Linked DNA regions of Homo sapiens: region 2 is linked to region 1. Evidence: chromatin loops called from intact Hi-C (ENCODE). Cell type or tissue: MCF 10A. All regions are shown on one strand. Links, peaks and the distances in the headings refer to the core of each region. The heading gives the core; the rest is flanking DNA. Region 1 has its middle 45 kb from the start of SH3BP5. Region 2 overlaps HACL1 (2-hydroxyacyl-CoA lyase 1).

Evidence for each region. Peaks named below come from ENCODE experiments on the same cell type or tissue, not always from the same donor. Only the 100,000 strongest peaks of a DNase experiment are listed, where the experiment ranks them.
Region 2: it touches region 1 in a loop (14-fold over the local background); 4 of 110 quality-filtered maps call a loop at or near these places.

The regions. Positions count from the first base shown.
Region 1 is chr3:15,372,339-15,383,310 of GRCh38, reverse strand. It overlaps the pseudogene HMGN2P7 and a transcript of METTL6 not described here. Among named protein-coding and RNA genes, the nearest start is that of SH3BP5, 45 kb to the right of the region's middle. RefSeq lists an enhancer at 4,614-4,813. In MCF 10A, for the core only: a CTCF peak has its summit at 4,862 (motif pointing right); a DNase peak (open chromatin) is centred at 4,920.
Region 2 is chr3:15,552,271-15,561,768 of GRCh38, reverse strand. HACL1 (2-hydroxyacyl-CoA lyase 1) reads left to right here. Exons shown (of 17, transcript NM_012260.4): 17 at 872-1,070. The coding sequence ends at 904. Among named protein-coding and RNA genes, the nearest start is that of COLQ, 35 kb to the right of the region's middle. In MCF 10A, for the core only: a CTCF peak has its summit at 4,073; a DNase peak (open chromatin) is centred at 3,988.

The DNA of each region.
Region 1 (10,972 bases), core at 2,274-7,273:
CTCTGAAGAATAACTAAAAAATCACTCACCAAATGCAGATTAATAGGAGAAATGGAATAAAAACTTAGTAATTGTTTTCCTTGGTGGATCCCTTAGGTCTTTATGTAGATAGGGAAAAGGTTTCTTCTAGCATCTGTTGATTGCTAAGGACATTTAATTCAAAATACTCATTATACCAGGGAGCCATATCTGGGGGTAAAATTCCAGATGCTCCTTCAAAGTATACATTATTATTGACTATGGTCACCATGTACAGTAGATCTCAAAAACGTATTCCCCCTGGCTAACTGAAATGTGTGCCCTTTGGTCAACATCTCCCCTACTCCTCTCCTCCCCCAGCCTCTGGTAACCACCATTCTACTTTCTGCTGCTGTGAGTTCAACTTTTTAAAATTCCACGTATAAGTGAAATCATGTGGTATTTGTCTTTCTGAATCTGGCTTATTTCACTTAGCATAATATCTTCCAGGTTCACCCATGTTGTTGCAAATGATAGAATGTCCTTGTTTCTAATGTTCTCCCAAATTTAATCAGTTGTATGGGGTTTATGTGATAAAAATATCCTTTTGCTGTCATTTTCGTGGGGTTTCCAGAAGGATCCTAACTAGGTACACATGCTTAGTCTGTCTTTTTTTTTTTTTTTTTTTTGAAGCAAGTCTCCCTCTGTTGCCAGGCTGGAGTGCAGTGGCCTGATCATGACTCATTGCAACCTCTGCCTCCCAGGCCCAAGCAATCCTCCTACCTCAGCCTCCAAGTAGCTGGGACTGAAGGTGTGTGCCAGCATGTGTGGCTAATTTTATTTTTGTAAAGACAGAGTCTCCTTATATTGCCCAGGCTGGTCTCAAACTCCTGGGTTCGAGATCCTCCTGCCTCTGCCTCCCAAAGTGCTGGGATTACAGGCATGAGCCATGGTGCCTGGTCTAGTCTGTCATCTTTAAACAATTGGGTTGGGAAGGAAAAGGTAGCACATAGATAGATGATTTAAGCAGAAATAGATAAGCATAATTGTCCACTGTAAAGGGGCTGAATGATCTGGAGAATGGAGGCATCTCAGGAAAACTGAACTTGGTGGTGTGTGCTTAGGACTAATGAAAAGTGGCCGGGCACAGATGCTCATGCCTATAATCCCAGCACTTCGGGAGGGTGAGAGGGAGTATAATTTGAGGCCAGGAATTCAAGGTTGCAGTGAGCCATGATTGTGCCACTGTTCTCCAGCCTGGGCAGCAGAGTGAGACCCCGACTCTTAAAAAAAAAAAAAAAAGAACCAAAGAAATGTTAGTTCCAGGGATTCCCAGGGACATGGGCAGGGTCCAAGAATGATGCTGAGTTAAGGTTAGGTGGCTATTCAGAAAGCTACTTCGACTTGTATCCCATATTATGGATCAAGGACCTTAAAAATAGCCATACTTTTTTTTTGTTCTAGTAACTCAATTTGTAGGATTGTTTCCTAAGAGATAATCTGACATATTCAAGGACTTCTTCACAAAGATATTCATTAGCTGCATTATTTATAGTACCAAACATTATAAATAGTCTAAACCAGAGATCCACAAGCTATGGCTATAACAGTGACAAGGAGGCCTAGCGTGACTAACTCCATTTTGCTCCTAACCCCCCTGCAGCGATAACCTGTATCTTTTAGGTTAACTGCTTTTGCTTATCTCTGCACATAGGCCAAGCTAACTATAGAAGGAATTTAGTTTATAGTTTAGAGCAAGGATGGTAATAGTGCCTCCCCCAAAACTAACCCCTGAGGAGATAAGGAGGATGTATGCAAGTAATAATGTTATGTTAAAGATTTATAAGAGCACTGTGACCTGACCAAGGACAAAGTTTCACCACCTCCTTGGACCCTTGCCACCACCCAGATGTGATCACTGGCCACTTCTTGACCTCAACTCCCTCCCTCTTCCCCCTTCCTCTCACGTAAAAGGAGCCTGAAATTTGTATTGACTTAAAAATGGTTCTTCAGGACACTACTCTTCCATTTTCTTGGTTTGCTGGCTCTCTGAATAAAAGTCACTTTCCTTGCCTCAACCCCTTGTCTCTTGACTTATTAAATGTCATGCAGTGAGTAGTACACTCTTTGGACTCTGTTACATGACCCAGAGAATCATCTAGTCCTCCTTTTATTCTGGTAAAGTTGTGTTAAATACAGCCACACCCGTATATGTATTGTTTATGGCTTATGGCTCCTTTCATGCTACAAGGGCAGAGACTATCTGGCCAATAAAGCCTAAAATATTTACTATCTGGATCTTGTTTTTGTTTTCTTTTTTTTTTTTTTTTTTTTTAGAGAAACGGGGTGTTGCTATGTTGCCCAGGCTCGTCTCAAACTCCTGGACTCAAAGTGATCATCCTGCGTCGGTCTCCCAAAGTGCTGGGATTACAGGTGTGAGCCACCGCGCCTGGCTATCTGGACCTTTAAGGAAAAGTTTGTTGCCCCAGTCTAGATGACTGGTAGGGGGGTCAAGCTAAGATATAGCCATATGATGGAACAGAATATAGTCAATGAACATTGTGTCTAAGAAAAAAAGTTTTCAACATTTTAATAGAATGTTCACATTATAATGTTAAGTTTAAAAAAGCTAGATATAAAATTATACAATCTGTTCTGAACTATATAAAAATATGTACAGAAAAATACACTGGCAAGAAATTCAGTACCATAAAATATTTTCTTTTTTTTTTTTCCAAGACAGAGTCTCACTGTGTCCCCCAGGCTGGAATGCGGTGGCGTGATCTCGGCTCATTGCAACCTCTGCCCCGCCGGGTTCAAGCGATTCTCCTGCCTCAGCCTCCCGAGTAGCTGGGACTACAGGCACGCATCGCCACGCCCAGCTAATTTTTGTATTTTTAGTAGAGACGGGGATCTCACCATACTGGCGAGGTCTTGAACTCCTGATCTCACGTGATCCACTCCCCCTCGGCCTCCCAAAGTGCTGGGATTACATGGGTGAGCCACCGCGCCTGGCCTAAAATATTTTCATTTAGTTTTTTGTTGTTGTTGTTACAGAGACAGGGTCTTGCTCTAGCACTCAGGCTGGATTTCAGTGGTGCAATCATAGCACACTGCAGCCTTGACTGCTGGGCTCAAGAAATTGTCCCACCTCAGTCTCCTGAGTAGCTAGGGCTACAAGCACACACCAGCTAATTTTTACTACTTTTTGTAAGATGGGGTCTCATTATGTTGCCCAGGCTGGTTGGGCATGGTGGCTTCCGCCTGTAATCCCAGCACTTTGGGAGGCCGATGCAGGTTGATCACCTGAGTTCAGGAGTTCCAGACCAACATGTCAAAACCCCGTCTCTACTAAAAATACAAAAATTAGCCAGGCATGGTGGCCCATCCCTCTAGTCCCAGCTACTTGGGAGGCTGAGGCAGGAGAATCACTTGACCAGGAGGTGGAGGTTGCAGTGAGCCAAGATTGTGCCACTGTACTCCACTGGGTGACAGAATGAGACTGTCTCAAAAAAAAAAAAAAAAAAAAAAGAACTCTTGGCTTCAAGTGAGCCACCTGCCTCAGCCTCCCAAAGTGCTGGGATTAAAAGCATGAGCTGCCACACCTGGCCATAAAATATGAGTACTTTTCTGTATAACAACCAGAAGGTCAGAGATAGAAGTTTGTATGGGGAGAATTCCTCCTGCTGCGACATGGTCTGTGCCCTACAAACGTAAGTGTCAGCACAAGGCAAGGGAACAACAGGGGAAGGGAAAGGGCAACACCAATAATTCAGTCCTTTCTGTAGTGACAGTCAAAAGCTGCCCAAACTTGAGGGAGCTCCAAGAGTAAGATGACCAACCATCTGGGTTTGCTGACACTGTCTTGACTTTAGCATAGCAGCCACACATGGCAGGGAACTCCTCAGTGTGGGGTTCCCACAGTTGGCCACCCTACAACCATGCTGTACCCCACACACACCATTACATAGCCTTGGTTGGCCTTTGCGAAGTACCTGAGAATGGATTTGTCTCTTGTTAGATACTTCTCCAGTGGACAGTTGGGTGGAACACCATTAATCAATGAGTGCTTTTGTGCAAAACAGAAAAAGGGCCTGCTCTGGGCAAATGCAGGCCTCATAGCTTGGTGTAACACCTTTGGTAGAAGGCAGCCTTCTGTTAGGCCCTAGCTGGAGCACACAGCTTGTCAAGCAGAGCCACGGCTGGAATTCAGGACCCTGTCCTCTTAGCAGGCACCTTCGTATGGTGCACAGACCACACATTTGCAGGCAGCAGACCTGCCACTCAGACTCCAGAGAGATCTGCTCCCTGTCCCAGGTGCCTCTAACATGCACAGCACCAGGAAACACAAAACTCTTTCTTGAGCACTGAGTTATGTATTTTTGTCTAGGGACTGTGCCTGCTGTGTCTGTGAAATCCAAAATAAACACCGGATTTTTAATTTTTTCACACAGAATAAGGACCTACTGGAAATAGATGAAAAAGACATAAAAAGACATCTGGAGGGGAAATATCGAAGCCAAGAATGAGACTGGAGGTGGAATTCGGCCCTTTTATTTTGATTCTCTGATTCCAAAAAGGAACCCACTGGGCTGCAGGAGCATGGCGACCACCTCTGTCTCTTTACAGCAGCCCCTTACTCGTGGGTGGTGCTGTGAAGGTCCTCTTTCCAGCCACTCCATCTTCAATTTTGTCACTGCCCATTCTCTCACTCCTCCTTCTGGGTGTCTGACAACATGTTCATTAGATGTTTAAAATATGTTTTCTAAGTCTTTTTTCTATTCCGCTGCACATCCTATCTTTTTGTCTCTTGGAAATGAGGTAGGAGACTGGCAGGACTTGTCTTCTGGTCACAGTCCTGCTGACCAAAAGATGGTCCACACAGGATGAAGTGAAGAAACCGGTGGAAACCAGCAGATGGCGACAAAAGCAATCCCTAGCCGCCCTCATTGCTCATTAGCATAGGACACGCCCGCCAGCGCCATGACAGTTTACAAATGCCATGGCAACGACCCGGAAGTTACTGCCTCTTTCCATGACGACAAATTTTGTGGGTCATTGCCATGGAAAGGAGTAGTAACTTACTAGATCTTTCTAAATAACTTGGCCCTCAATTTGCATCAGCTTGCCCCTTAATATACAAGTAATTGAAAGTGGGTACAAGTAGATAGAGTTGCCAACAGCCCATACGTTGCAGACTCTGGGTTCATTGCCTGTGAGTTACCCCTGCTCTGTAGGGAGAGGTGCTATTCAAATAAGATTGCTATTTAACACCACAGGCTTGTCCTTGAATTCTTTCCTGGATGAAGCTGAGAACTCTTCAGGGCTAAGCCCCAATTGTGGGGCTCGCCGTCCAGCAGCAGAATCACGTTCTCCAGTCCTGTCTCCCAATTCCCTACTTCCCTCTTCAGTTTTATAGTTTTTGTCATTAAACCTATCTGCTGAACTTAGCATGTAGGCATTTATATATATATTTACACATGCATATATGTTTGTTATTACATTTTTCCCTAGAAGTTCTATTTGGTTCTTTTAAAAATAGACTACATAGGCTGGTGCGGTGGCTCACGCCTGTAATCCCAGCACTTTGGGATGCTGAGGCGGGCAGATTACGAGGTCAGGAGTTTGAGACCAGCCTGACCAATATGGTGAAACCCTGTCTCTACTAAAAATACAAAAATTAGCCAGGCATGGTGGCATGTGCCTGTAATCCCAGATACTCAGCAGGCTGAGGCAGGAGAATCACTTGAACTCGAGAGGCAGAGGTTGCAGTGAGCCAAGATCGCGCCACTGCATTCCAGCCAGAGTGACAGAGCGAGACTCTGTCTCAGATAAAAAAAAAAAAAAAAAAAAATTGACTACATTGATTTTCGTAGTTTCCAATTCATTGAATATATCAACAAGTTTGCCTTAAAAAAAATTCAGGCTGACTGTGTGTGTACTGCCTATGAGTTATCTCTGCTCCACAAGGTTAATCCTAATCTAAAAAGAAAAATAAAATGAAATAAAATAAATTCAGCTATTTGTTTAAAAAGTCTACATCTGATAATTCAATATTTGAACTCTTTGCAGATCTGTTTCTATTATTTGTCTTTTTTTCCTGCCAATTGCCAGTCTTGTACTCTATGAGTTATCTACGACTGTGTGCTGGACACTGCTTTTGGGTTTTTTTGTTTTGTTTTGTTTGAAAGTCTCCTTTTGTCACCCAGACTAGAGTGCAATGGCATGATCTCAGCTCACTGCAAACTCTGCCTCCTGGGTTCAAGCTATTCTCCCACCTCAGCCTCCTGAGTAGCTGGAACTACAGACGCCCACCACCACACCTGGCTAATTTTTTGTATTTTTAGTAGAGATGGGGTTTCACCATGTTGGCCAGGCTGGTCTCAAACTCCTGACCTCAGGTGATCCACTTCAGCCTACCAAAGTGCTGGGATTATAGGCGTGAGCCACTGTGCCCAGCCTGGACACTGCATTTGAAAAACTATGTGTAGAAATGATATGAGGCCTATGTTGAAGGCCCTTTCCTTCAGAAAGTCTCTACATTTGCTTCTGTGAGGTGTCTAGGGGTGTAAGGGTCTCAAAGCACCTTAAACCAGGCTCAAGGCTTGATATTCCCTGACCCAAACAATTAGCAATGTCTGCCATTTAAGTAAATAAATGAAGAATATAAAAGACACCCACAAAGCAGCCCAAACGCTCCCAAATCAGAAACAGTGTCAATAGAGGTCCGTTTTTGGGGCCCCCATGTTCTCACCTGATCAGTGAGAGCTAATAATGAGTCCTCTAGGCATAGCCAAAGGGCTTGTTGGTAGAAAGATCTGGCATCATAATGTGATGTGAAAGTTGTAGGTGGACTGGGAAATGTGTCAATCCATCGGACTGAAGGGGAGTGTTGAATTTAGATTTAAGACTTTTCTTTCTTTCCTGTTAATGCTGTGTTATCTGTATTATCTTAAAAGAATCACTTGTTCTCTGGGTCTTGGTTTGTCCATCTGTGAAGCAATGGGATTGCACCGCATCAGTGTTTCCCAAATTTTAATGTTCACCTGTGCCCTGGGGAGCTTGTTAAACTGTAGCTTTTGATTCAGTAAGCCTGGGATGGACTCTGAGAGTGAGTCTATCTGAGAAGCTCCCAGCTGATTCCAGTACTCCTGATCTGTGGGCCACACCTGGAGTAGAAAAGTTTTATATAAACTCTACCTTCCTCTCCTGTACAAGTCTAGGCAAATAGGGACCCACTGATTAAACAAATCCACTCCCCAACCAGATAATTCTGCCTTGTATTTCAGAACTGGGTTCCCATCGCATGTCCTCTAGAAAGCCTTGTCTGGTGTCTTTGCTTGCAGGGCATCCCACCAACAGCCTGACCATAAGCGCTGTGAGCATGCCTCTGTCATATGGCACTGCAGTCACCTGTCCAATGTCAACATCCATGTCCCCAGTACTGATATAGTGCCGGGCACATAATTGGAACTCAATAAATACTTGTGATATAAGTAAATGGAAGAACAAACCAATGTAAGTTACAACTAGAGGTGGGAGTCAGGGGTGACTCAGCATATTCCTGACCAGGGCTTTAAAAAGTCAGATATCGGAGCAGTATGAAGAAGAGGTGAGAACGACCCCCGGACCGACCAAAGCCCGTGCGCCGCTGTGTCCCGCGTCCAGCACCTACGTCCCGCCGCCGTCGCCATCGCCGCGGCCACCATGCCCAAGAGAAAGGCTGAAGGAGATGCTAAAGGAGATAAAGCCAAGGTGAAGGACGAACCGCAGAGAAGATCCGCTAGGTTGTCTGCTAAACCTGCTCCTCCAAAGCCAGAGCCCAAGCCTAAAAAGGCCTCTGCAAAGAAGGGAGAGAAGGTACCCAAAGGGAAAAAGGGAAAGGCTGATGCTGGCAAGGAGGGGAATAACCCTGCAGAAAATGGAGATGCCAAAACAGACCAGTCACAGAAAGCTGAAGGTGCTGGAGATGCCAAGTGAAGTGTGTGCATTTTTGATAGCTGTGTACTTCTGGTGACTGTACAGTTTGAAATACAATTTTTTTTTTTTTTTTTTTGAGACGGAGTCTCGCTCTGTCGCCCAGGCTGGAGTGCAGTGGCGCGATCTCGGCTCACTGCAAGCTCCGCCTCCCGGGTTCACGCCATTCTCCTGCCTCAGCCTCCGGAGTAGCTGGGACCACAGGCGCCCGCCACCATGCCCGGCTAATTTTTTGTATTTTTAGTAGAGACAGGGTTTCACCGTGTTAGCCAGGATGGTCTCCATCTCCTGACCTCGCGATCTGCTCCGCTCGGCCTCCCAAAGTGCTGGGATTACAGGCGTGAGCCACTGCAACCGGCCTTGAAATACTATTTTTTATCAAGTTTTATAAAGATGCAGAATTTTGTTTTACTTTTTTTTTTTTAAAGGTATGTTGTTAGCACACAGAACACTTCATTGTTTTGGGGGGAAGGGGCATATGTCACTAATAGAATGTCTCCAAAGCTGGATCGATGTGGAGAAAACACCTTTCCCTTCTAGTTTTGAGAGACTTCCTCTTGGCTCCCAGGAGGAGGGATTCCCTGACTTTGACACACATGGCCACCTTGGCACAAAAGCCTTGTGGTATGGAAAAACAAATTTGTTTTTATTTCTTCTTCTCCCTTTCCATCTTTCAGCATAGACTTAACTCCCTTAAGCCCAGACATCTGTTGGGACCTGACCCCTAGTCGTTGGTTACCAGTGTGTCAGGCAATCTGGACTTTCCAGTGATGCCACTGAGATGGCACCTGTCAAAAGAGCAGTGGTTCCATTTCTAGATTGTGGATCTTCAGATAAATTCTGCCATTTTCACTTACTGAAAGTCAGGGTCGGCTTGTGAAAAGTTGTTAAACAACATGCTAAATGTGAAATGTCAACCCTCACTCTAAACTTTCCCTGTTCAGAGCACCAGATGAAGACTTCATTGGGTTTATAGTGGCTTTCTGATTTTTGGTAGTCCATTGCAGAAGGGAGTTTGAAAGTTGTTGTATACTGTTAACGATTGTCTGCCCACGTCCTGCCTGAAATACCATGATTGTTTATGGAAAGTATCTTTAATAAAGCTGGATACAGTTTGGCTTGGGAAAAAAAAAAAAAAGTCAGGTCTCTGGACCAGGCGCAGTGGCTCACGCCTGTAGTCCCAACACTTTGGGGGGCCGAGGCAGGCAGATCACTTGAGGTCAGGAGTTCAAAATCAGACTGGCCAACACAGTGAAACCCCATCTCTACTAAAAATAAAATATAAAAATTAGCCAGGCTTGGTGGCAGGTGCCTGTAATCCCAGCTACTCCGGAGGCTGAGGCAGGAGAATCTCTTAAATCCGAGAGGCAGAGGTTGCAGTGAACCGAGATCATGTCATTGCACTCCAGCCTAGGCAACACAGCAAGACTCTCAAAAAAAAAAAAAAAAAAGGCCTCTGTTTACTCTCAGAGTTGGAGATATCAACTGGGCTCCTGTTATGGACTGAATTGTATCCCTTGTTCATAAATTGAAGCCTTAACCTCCCATCCCCCATGACTCTATTTGGAGATGAGCCCTTTAAAGAGGTAATTAAGATTAAATGAGTGCATAAGGGTGGAGTCCTAATCCTCCACGACTGGCATTCTTATAAAAGAGGAAGATGCACTGGGATGCACATGCACAGGGAAAAGGCCAAACGAGGACAAAGCCAGAAGGAGACTGTGTGCAGGTCATGGAGAGGGCCTCAGGAGAAGCCAAACCTGCCTTCCTCTTGGATTTCCAGCCTCCAGAAGTGTGAGAAAACAAATTTCTGTTGTTAAAGCCACCTAGGCCATGGCATTTTGTTATGGCAGCTCCAGCTGACTAATACAGCTCCTGACCTGAGAGTGGAATGGGAGCCTCTGGTTTCTAGGCTTCTCTGCCTGAACAGAAGACTTTCTGACCTCCCAGAGGGGGTGCTCAGCTTCGTTCAGCTGTTCCTCTGAGGCAGGAGATGAGATTCTCCTCTGGGCTAGTTTTGTTGGGAAGACCAGAGAAAAAGGGCTCCTCCAGATGGAATTTGTGACACCCCCCCAGCACTGCTGATTATTGTTGGTGGGACATGTCTGAATTCTAAAACTTGACCTTCAGGTACCACATTCTTGCCTGTTCACTTCCTCCTAATAACTATACCCGGATATTGTCTATGGCTATTCCTGCCTTTCCACATTCTGTTATTTTTTTTGGAGATGGGGTCTCACTGTGTTGGCCTGGCTGGTCTCAAACTCCTAGGCTCAAGGCGATCCTCCCACCTTGGCCTCCCAAAGTGCTAAGATTACAGACGTGAGTCATCACACCTGGCCCACATTCTCCCCTATATCTCAGGGGCTAGAAGCCTGGAAACTGCATTTCCCGAACTTCCTTGTCAGCTGGGTTCCTTGCCAGGTAGGTTCTGCTAGTGGGAGGCATTTATGTGAAGTTGGTTGGAAGGTGGGAGGGAGAGGCCATTTTTTTCTGTTTATGACATTTATCAGTAGGTATAGTAGGCAATTGTGGGCCTTGCAATGGTAGGGTACTGGGGCGAGGGCAGCAGGGGTGGCTCTGGGTAAGTAAGGGCCCCAATGGCTCTGGTGGCTGTTTCAATAGCATGAACAGGTGGGCTCTTGGCTGCCTGCCCAATGAGAAAGGCAGTGATTGTCGTGGTAGTGGCAGCATCAGCAACACTACAGATGCATTCGTTGTGAGTAAGCTCATGCTCATGGGCTCTGGGTAAAAACTATTCTCTCCTTTTTGTCCCTCCAGCCCAGTGGGGGTTCCAGAAGCTTCCTACAATCATTGGTTTTTTAATAGCATCACTTTCCCCCAGGGTCACGGAGAAAAGCTGTGAACATCACAAAATGATCTGAATATAGAAAACCTTGAGTGCCAGGTAAGCACCACGTCTGCACATCGTTCACATCCAGTGACTGTGCTTGAATTATTGTAGTGCAGGAGGTGTGGTAGTAACAAAGGGATGACATACCTTCTATTCCTGATTGGATGCCCAGACACCCTGGTT
Region 2 (9,498 bases), core at 1,191-6,190, 180 kb before region 1:
GTGGAGGTTGCAGTGAGCTAAGATTGTGCCACTGCACTCCAATCTGGGTGACAGTGAGACTGTCTCTCAAAATAATAATAATCATCATCATCATCTTGAGACCTATGTTAATCACAGAAAAGCCCTAACAAATTCTGTCATCTCTGCTAGTGAGTTCATGCTATTGATTTGCTTCCAATGATCTGTTCTACAGTTTCTCTATGAATTTTGTTTGGATATTGCTGGATATTGCTGGAGAAATATGAGTTCTCGTCTTCCTCTTTTACAATTCTATGAGGATTATTTTTATATTTCTTACATTTATCACTTTGAAATTATTTATTTTCATTCCAGTGGAATTTACATACATTATACTTTCCAAACTGTTGATTTTTGTCTTTCTGTCCGTCTGCCATTTATCATTGATTCTCAGTGTAGGCTGGCCACTTCCTGCCTCAATATGGGAATGCCTATATCTGTGCCTGTGTCCAGGCCATATGTATAGGATGGTGTTAGTTCTGGAAAAGACTTCCGTGCACAGTTCTTCCTACTCATGTCCTCAGACCTGGGAGCTCAGCCCTCTGTGGGCCTCCTTCATCTCCCTTCTCCTTCTGAGTGTACTTCTGGTTCTTTTAGACTATAGTTTTTGTGCTCTGATTACTGTGAATGGAAGAGGACCCAGAATGCCATTTTAGGTTGTTTTATAGGACACAGCAGGAAGATTCACTAATAGGTTTTTAGGTCCTTTTTGGGAAAAGCACCAGAACAAAGACAAACCTCATTTTGCCACCATTGTGTAGGACTTTTAGGTTTTAGAACAAGTGAAACAATGAGGATATAATTTGAGACAATCATTTCTTTTGACTGAATGTTTGTTGTCTTCTTTTTCTAGGATTTTCATTGGCTGACCCGCTCTAATATGTAAATAAAGACGCCAGTTGGTGGTCTTGAGTTTTCTCTTTCTTGCAAGATGAAATTTTATTTTCCACAGCAAAATTACTCTACTGTTAAAATTGTGCAAAATAAAATAAACATTTAAAATGACATTTTACAGTAAAGGAATTGATTAAAAACAGAAAAAGTTAGAAAAAGTAACAGAAAAAGTTATTCTGCCACAAAACTACTTACAGATGAATGGAGAGCTTTTATTACATAATAGCATTGTAACTGCCTAAATGTTGATTTACATATCAATATTATTTTACTGCTATAGCTTGGATGTTTGTTCCCCAAAACCTCATGTAGAAATTTGATCCCCAGTGGTGGAGGTAGGGCCTAATGGGAGGTGTTTGCGTCATGGGGATGGATCCCTCATGAAATGTTTGATGAGTTCTCAGGGTAATGAGCTCTCCCTCTATTAGTTACCACTAGAGCTGGTTGTTAAAAGGAACCTAGTGGCCAGGCACAGTGACTCATGCCTGTAATACCAGAATTTTGGGAGGTTGAGGTGGGCAGATCACCTGAAGTCGGGAGTTCGAGACCAGCCTGACCAACATGGAGAAACCCCATCTCTACTGAAAATACAGAATTAGCTGGGCATGGTGATACATGCCTGTAGTCCCAGCTACTCAGGAGGCTGGGGCAGGAGAATCGCTTGAACCCAAGAGGTGGAGGTTGTGGTGAGCCGAGATTGCACCACTGCACTCCAGCCTGGGCAACAAGAGCAAAACTCCGTCTCAAAAAAAAAACAAAAACAAAAAGGGAATCTAGCACCCCGCAGGGAACCTAGCACCTTCCCTGCCTCTCTCCTGCTTTCTCTCTCCCTGTGTGGACTCTGCACACACTGGCTCCCCCCATGAGTGGAGGCAGCCTGAGCCCTCATCAGATGCCCAGTCTTGAACCTTCCAGCTATCAGAACTGTGAGCTAAATAAACCTCTTTTTAAAACAAGTTACTTAGCTTTAGTAAATATTCCTTTATAGCAACACTAAACAGACTAAGGCAGTTACCTGTCTTTTAAAAATTGAAGAAAAAAGCTGTAAGAATTGTCTAATGTAGAGACATGTTCAGTTAGTTGAGATACATAGGCTCTTTCTGCTTCCTATTTTATTTTTTGACCACTCAGTACCTAAGTGTCACCAGTATTTAATGGGGCTGGTCCTATATTTTATGAGGTTGTTTTTTTTTTTTCCTGGAAGGAATTTACTGAGCCAAAGGCAAAGTCACATCACACCCAAACTAATAATTTCAGGATATATTTGGACTAGCGACCTAAGTTCAAGCATACCACATTTAGACCAACAGAGTTAACCTTAATCTATAAAGAACTCAGACTAGGGACAGTGGCTCACACCTGTAATCCCAGCACTTTGGGAGGCTGAGGCGGGTGGATCACTTGAGATCAGGAGTTCAAGACTAGCCTGGCCAACATGGTGAAACCCTGTCTCTACTAAAAATAAAAAAGTTAGCTGGGCATGGTGGCACACTCCTGTAATCCCAGTTACTCAGGAAGCTGAGGCTCGAGAATCGCTTGAACCTGGGAGGCAGAGGTTGCAATGAGCCGAGATCCCGCCACTGTTCTTGAGCCTGGGCAACAGACTTAGTGTGACTCCCTTTCAAAAATAAAAAAATAAAAATATAAAGAACTCTTATATATAAGAAAAATATTAAGGTGCCAGTAGAAAAATGGGCAAAGGGCGTGAATGTACAATTCACAGAAAAAATATAAATGCTCAGTAAAAGCATGAATATGAATATGTAAGTTATACTGAAAATCCCTTTTTTTTTCCTGGCCTATCCACTTGGCAAAGAACTTTCTAAATTAATCTGAATTTTGGTGAAGTGGAAGTGAAAATGGAGACTCCTATGCTGCTGATGGAAGTTGAAGTTGGTACATTTCTGTAGAGTAATTCTAGCATTGCAGGTATTTGGAGTCTTAAAAATGTTCATACCGCGTAAGTTTTGACCCCGTGAGCTTTTTTTTTTTTTTTTTCAAGACAGGGTCTTGCTCTGTTGCTCAGGCTAGAGTGCAATGACATGATCACGGCTCACTGCATCTTTGACGTCCTTGGACTCAAGTGATCTCTCCATCTCAGTCTCCCGAGTTGCTAGGACTACAAGCGCATACCACCATGCCTGGCTACTCTTTTATTTTATTTTTGTAGAGACAGGGTCTCACTATGTTGCCTAGGTTGGTCCCAAACTCGTGGGCTCACGCTATCCTCTTGCCTCTGCCTCCCAGAGTGCTGGGAATATAGGCATGAGCCACTGTGCCAGGCCCCATTGAGCTTATTTGGGAATATATCCTGAAGAAATAATAAAATATTTGGTCAAATATTTATATAAAAGGCCATGTAGCGTAGTTTTATTTAGGAACAATTCCAATGTTTAATAGTAGGACATTGGTTACATAAGTGATGGTCTATCATCATAAAATAAAAATTGTATTATTTATTAATTGAAAAATAATCACAATACAACGTGTGAAAAGGGCAAGCTACAAAATGAAATGGAGTGAAGTAAGGAAATAACCATAATCATGCATACCTGCTTGCTTACAGAACAGAGATGGGCACAAAATAAACTAAAATTGTAATACAACTTGGTAGATGGAATTGTAGGCAATTTTTATTTAATTTTTTCCTTTATAGAATTTTAAAAATAATTATGTAATTTTTATTATCAGAAGCAGGCACTATTTTAAAAGAATATTTGAAATGGAAAAGCATCACTTATTTTCAGGGTCATTCGTGTTTTTTATCTGCAGTTTTACATAAATTGAAGCATAGGACTTTATATCAAAATTCAGCTTGTTTGCACCACCCATATCAGACTTGTCTACACTGGCTAGTTTAGGCACAAGTGACCACCATGAAGTGGTAGACTTCAGTTTTAGGGGTGAACCCAGAAGATACTGTGACTTGGCCCCTGACAGGCTCGTGGAAGCAGCCTCATTTCTCAGGTATTCTTATGTCCTGCACAGGAGGAAGAGACTATGAAAAGGAGCATTCAGACTGGATAGTTCATGTAACCTCATCAGTCTCCTCCCACTCTGCCTCCGGACACACCTCTGGCAGCCGAATGCAATATAAGATTTTGCCATTAGGTGGTGTAGAGGGCTTGATTAATATTTGTAAGTTGAACTGTGTAAATTTGTTACTAAATACTAGATAAAATTTGGGGAAAATGCCCCTTTCCTAATCATACTCTCAGAGAAAAAAAAAATGCTGACAGGTTATTAGACTGTCCAGCAGAGGTCAGTCTAAGTGTATAAAGACCACATTAGTCCAGGGGCACTAATTGACAGAGTCCATTGACTGCTTATTTAGTAAAAATGATCTTGAAATTAATCTCCTCATAGAAGATTTTCCTTAGAAGGATAAAATATTGAAAATACCCCTCTAAAATGAATCTATTGGTTGATAGATATTTGATAGAATATTTTGTAGCCCCTAGTTTAATAATGAATTTCTTATGTGATCCTATTATATGTGTTAATAATATCCAATTGCCTCATAAAAACTGAGCTTCGAAAGATTATGGCAGTTTTCTTAATTTAGAAAAACCCAGAATCCAGGGTTGAGGAGATGAATGGGAAATGAGTTTTATTATTATTATCATTATTTTGAGACAGCGTATTCTTATGTTGCCCAGGCTGGAGTACAGTGGCACAGTCATAGCTTACTGCAGCCTCGAACTCCCGGGCTCAAATACTTCTCCCACCTCACCCTCCCAAGTAGCTAGGACTACAGGTACATGCCACCACAACTGGCTAATTTTTAAAGTTTTTTGTAGAGATGGGTCTCACACTGTTGCCGAGGCTGGTCTCAAACTCCTGGGCTCAAGCTGTCCTCCCACTTCAACCTCCCAAAGTGAAATGGTTTCTTAGGTTACTTTCTCTACTAATAGTCTTTCCAGAAATCTTTCATATTTCATGGGGTTATTTGGGGATTCAGAAAGCCACCCAGAAGCTCCTAGCCCAATGCCTGGCATATAAAAGGCACTCAATAAGTGCCACTGCATTTTAGGAAGGTGAGAATTTAGAGAAGAGAACACCACTTGGAATCCCTGCTTAGCGGTGAATGTGAAAGTAGACATAGTGGTTTCCCTTTTCTCAAGTGACTGGGTCTTACTTCAAGTAAATTAGACATTTCCTGGAGATCAGGGGTTGTGTATTTTCACTTCTCTATATAGCCATAGTACTCTTTAAGAGTTCACTAACTACGTGTTAAATGGGAACTCATGATGGTTAACAATAGCTCAGTGGAGATGTTCTACAGTTATTTCATACATGCTACTTTGAAGTAGCTCAGCTTATTTTGTGAAGTGAGTGTATGTGCCATAGGGAAAAAAAGTCTCAAATCCATTGCAAGAAAATGGTAGGACTTTTGGACACTGAAGGAAAAAGAAAATGAAATGGAAAATTATATTTAATCCCAAATTGTTTTTGTTCCTTTATTTTCAAGACAGTTAGGCAGTGGGGAAGCAGTGCATGCCAATGAAGAAGCAGCCCATGACTCTGAAATAATGCAAATGTAAAGTGATTACAGTAGAACATCATATGACTGTTTTAAGAAAGTAGGAAACCAGGCTGGGCGCGGTGGCTCACGCCTGTAATCCCAACACTTTGGGAGGCCGAGGCGGGCGGATCACAAGGTCAGGAGATCGAGACCATCCTGACTAACACGGTGGAACCCCGTCTCTACTAAAAATACAAAAAATTAGCCGGGCGTAGTGGCGGGCGCCTGTAGTCCCAGCTACTTGGGAGGCTGAGGCAGGAGAATGGCGTGAACCCAGGAGGCGGAGCTTGCAGTGAGCCAAGCCATTGCACTCCAGCCTGGGTGACAGAGTGAGACTCTGCCTCAAAAAAAAAAAAAAAAAAAAAAAAGAAGAAAGAAAGTAGGAAACCAGTTACATTCCAGATGGGAATTATGACTGAGAAACCCCAAGAAAACTGACTACTGACTATTACAGAGAGTAAAATACAGATGAAGTGTAAATTATCTGGTGTTTTCTGGTTGCATTTGCTGCTGCTAATCTGAATAAATGGAATAATGTGGAAAGAAGAAATTGACAATCCTATAAACTTTACTCTGGGAAGAGATGGAGATAAAAGTGTATGCCTTGGATTCTGATCTGACTGGCAGGATTGCCTCTGGCTTTTGCTAGATTATCTTGAATCTTCCCTCCCTTCCAGGGCCCTCTCTTTTAGAAGAGGCGCTAGCTGGCCAGTGAACCCATGGCACATCCAGGTTGTATGGTCACTCTTCCATTTAGGGAGCTATGAAAGGAACACATAGAAACTCCTGGATCTCCTGTTTCAAAGTTTGAAGGAACCACTTTAAATTTTGATTCAGGGCCTAGAAATACCTGCAGAGATGGCAAGATCCATGATTTTCCTTCTATGCAGTGGTTGCTGGAGCCTGCTCTGTGGAGTGGCTAATCTACAGCCATGTAGTTCACTCCCAAGGCTCACTTCCCTCGTCCCTCCATATTTGCAGGAATTGCCTCCCCATTGCACAGTCAAGTTAGACTCAAGAAGTCAGACCTGGTTTCACCTCAGCCCCAGCTTTGCTTGTGCTGTTTCTGCTGTGATGCTCTGTACACACCCACCCATTTTTGCCGTGTGGAGTTGGCTATATGCTTCAAGGCCCAGCTCAACAGTCCACTCTTCCATGAAGCCTTCCTTTCTCTGAATGTTCCTGCCGCACCTGGGGTGCACCCCTGTCACAAACTCAGTGTTCACGGTGAGCTAAATTCCCATCTCCCTCACCATCTTGTTTTGGGAAGGAAGTAATCCAGGAAGGGTTTATATCACAAAAGCTATAGCAGACAATTTTAAACAAGGATGCAGGGTGAATGGATGAACTACCAAGGATCAGAGGTCCACCCTGATGCCTGGGTATTAAGTAAGCCCAGCGGTTCTTAGAGCAATGCTGGGGATGGGGGGCTGGTGATCGTGAGGCCCTAAAATGACTGAAGTTTTATTTCCACCCTGGCAAAATGAAGGTCAAAATTAAAATTAGATAGAATTACTGAAAATAAATATTTCTTTCACACTGTTGTGGACTGAGATTTATATCCACTACATTCATCAAACCATTTAATGGTTCGTAGTGCCATCCCTGGCTCCCTACCCTCCATCAGCCACTCCATCCATCCCCTCTCCACACCACCCTACATTACTCTTGCGTTTCAGAATTTTTATGGTTATTTTATTTGTTTATTTTGAGACAGAGTTTCCCTCTGTTGCCCAGGCTGGAGTACAATGGCGCAATCTCGGCTCACTGCAACCTCCTCCTCCTGGGTTCAAGTGATTCTCCTGCCTCAGCCTCCCTAGTAGCTGAGATTACAGGTGCCTGCAACCACACCCAGCTAATTTTTGTATTTTTAGTACAGACGAGGTTTCACCATGTTGGTCAGGCCAGTCTCGAACTCCTGACCTCGGTGATCCACCCGCCTTGGCCTCCCAAAGTGCTGGGATTACAGGCATGAGCCACCAGGCCCAGCAGTTATTTTCACTTGATGATTTTTCCATATTAACCTTAGTAGCAAAAAAATCTGATATTTTAATTACAGTGTATTTTAAAATATAGTGTGTTAACAGAAAATATTCGGTAAGGCCAACATATCAGGAGACTGTTGGTATTGAAAAAATAGTTATTACTCAGAGTTCCCAAGAAGAGGTCTCAGGTAGAAAGAGAATGAGAACTAGTGGGCTAAAACCCTATTGTGATTACTGCAGGAAGAAAGAAGTGAGGCAGGGTAAACAAGTTTAGGATTTGTTTATTTGAACAATGTCGATATGCTCAGGAATGGTGTAGAGGCTGTCCCTAGCTGTCTGAATGCGGGCCTGGGGTGATTGGGTAGGGAGATAATCTCCCAGAATGTGAGAGCACCATAAAGAGGGCCATGAAGAGGGAAGTTGGGGTTATGAGCTCTGGATTGGTTGGCTTGTGTATGAAAGGCGAGTTGTTTGACCTCTCCAAGGTCAGTAAGGCTCAAGCAGGTGAATCATTTGCTATCACTGGGAATTGTCTAACCCTGTGCTGGGCAGTTCTTTCAGGGTCATTGAGGCCTAGTTGTCAGTGGAATTTTAAAGTTTTCATTATATTGATCTTACACAATTTTTGTTAAATTTGTTTCTAGATATTAATCTGTTTTGTTGCTATTTAGTGGCATTGGCAAGTACTTCCAAAACAAGGCTAAATGGCATTGGTGGGCACGCACCATTTTCCTTCTAGGTGTTTTAGAATCAGCACGTCATTTATCTACTTTCCTCCTTCAGGAGGGAGTAAAAGATGACAAGAAAACCTCCCTATTAGGAGTTACTGAGGCTGCAGGGTTGAAATACATGACAAGATCAAAAAAGAATACCTACTACCATTTCCAAGTTGGGGCTTGTGGTCACCTGCAATAACAAGTGACTTATTGGCAATTAACCCCCAGTCAGGGCTAGTTGAAATGCTAGTCAATTACTTGTTGCCTAAACCACCTTCCTTCATAGCACTGAGACCAATGACAAAGGCAAACATATTGAGAAAGCTGCTCCTCTGTAGTCTTCACCTTCAAAATCTCAGACCAGAAAAGAGGGAGGAGGTGGCGCAAGATGGCTGAATAGGAGCCTCCACCAATCATCATCCTTGCAGAAACACCAAATTAACTATCCACACAATAAAGCACCTTCATAAGAAGCAAAAATAAGGTGAGAAATCACAGTACCTGTTTTTAACTTCCTATCACTGAAAGAGGCACTGAAGAGGGTAGGAAAGACAGTCTTGAATTGCTGATGCCACCCCTCCCCCATGCCCCAGCAGTGGTTGTGTGGCATGGAGAGAATCTGTGCATTTAGGGGAGGGAGAGTGCCGTAACTGTGGGACTTTGCATTGGAACTTAGTGCTGCTGTGTCACAGCAGAAAGCATCATGAGGCAGAACTCAGCTGGTGTCCATGGAGGGAGCATTTAGACCACTCCTAGCCAGAAGGGCTAAAGTACTCTGGAGTCCTAAATAAACTTGAAAGACAGTCTAAGCCACAAGGACTTCAATTCCTGGGCAAGTCTTGATGCTGTGCTGGGCTTGGAGCCAGTAGACTTCAGGGGCACACAGTCCAGTGAGATACCAGCCGGGGTGGCCAAGGGAGTGTTTATACCACCCCTTCCCTTGCCCCAGGCAGTGCAGCTCGCAGCTCTAGGAGAGACTCGTTCCTTCTGCCTAAGGAGAGGGAAGAGTAAAGAGGACTTTGTCTTCGAGTTCAGCCACAGTAGGGTAGGGCACCAGGCAGTCCTGAGGCCCCCATTCCAGGCCCTAGGTCCTTGATGACATTTCTAGACCTACCTGGGCTAGACCCCTACCACTGCCTTGAAGGAAAGGATCCAAACCTGGCAGGATTCATCACCTGCTGATGAAAGAGCCCTTGGGCCCTGAATAATCAGCAGTAGTAGCCAGGTGGTACTCATCATGGGCCTTGGGTGAGACTCAGATGTGCTGGCTTCAGGTATGATCCAGCACATTCCCAGCTGTGATGGCTACTGGGGGAGACTCCTTCTGCTTGAGAAAAGGAGAGGGAAGAGTAAAGGTGTC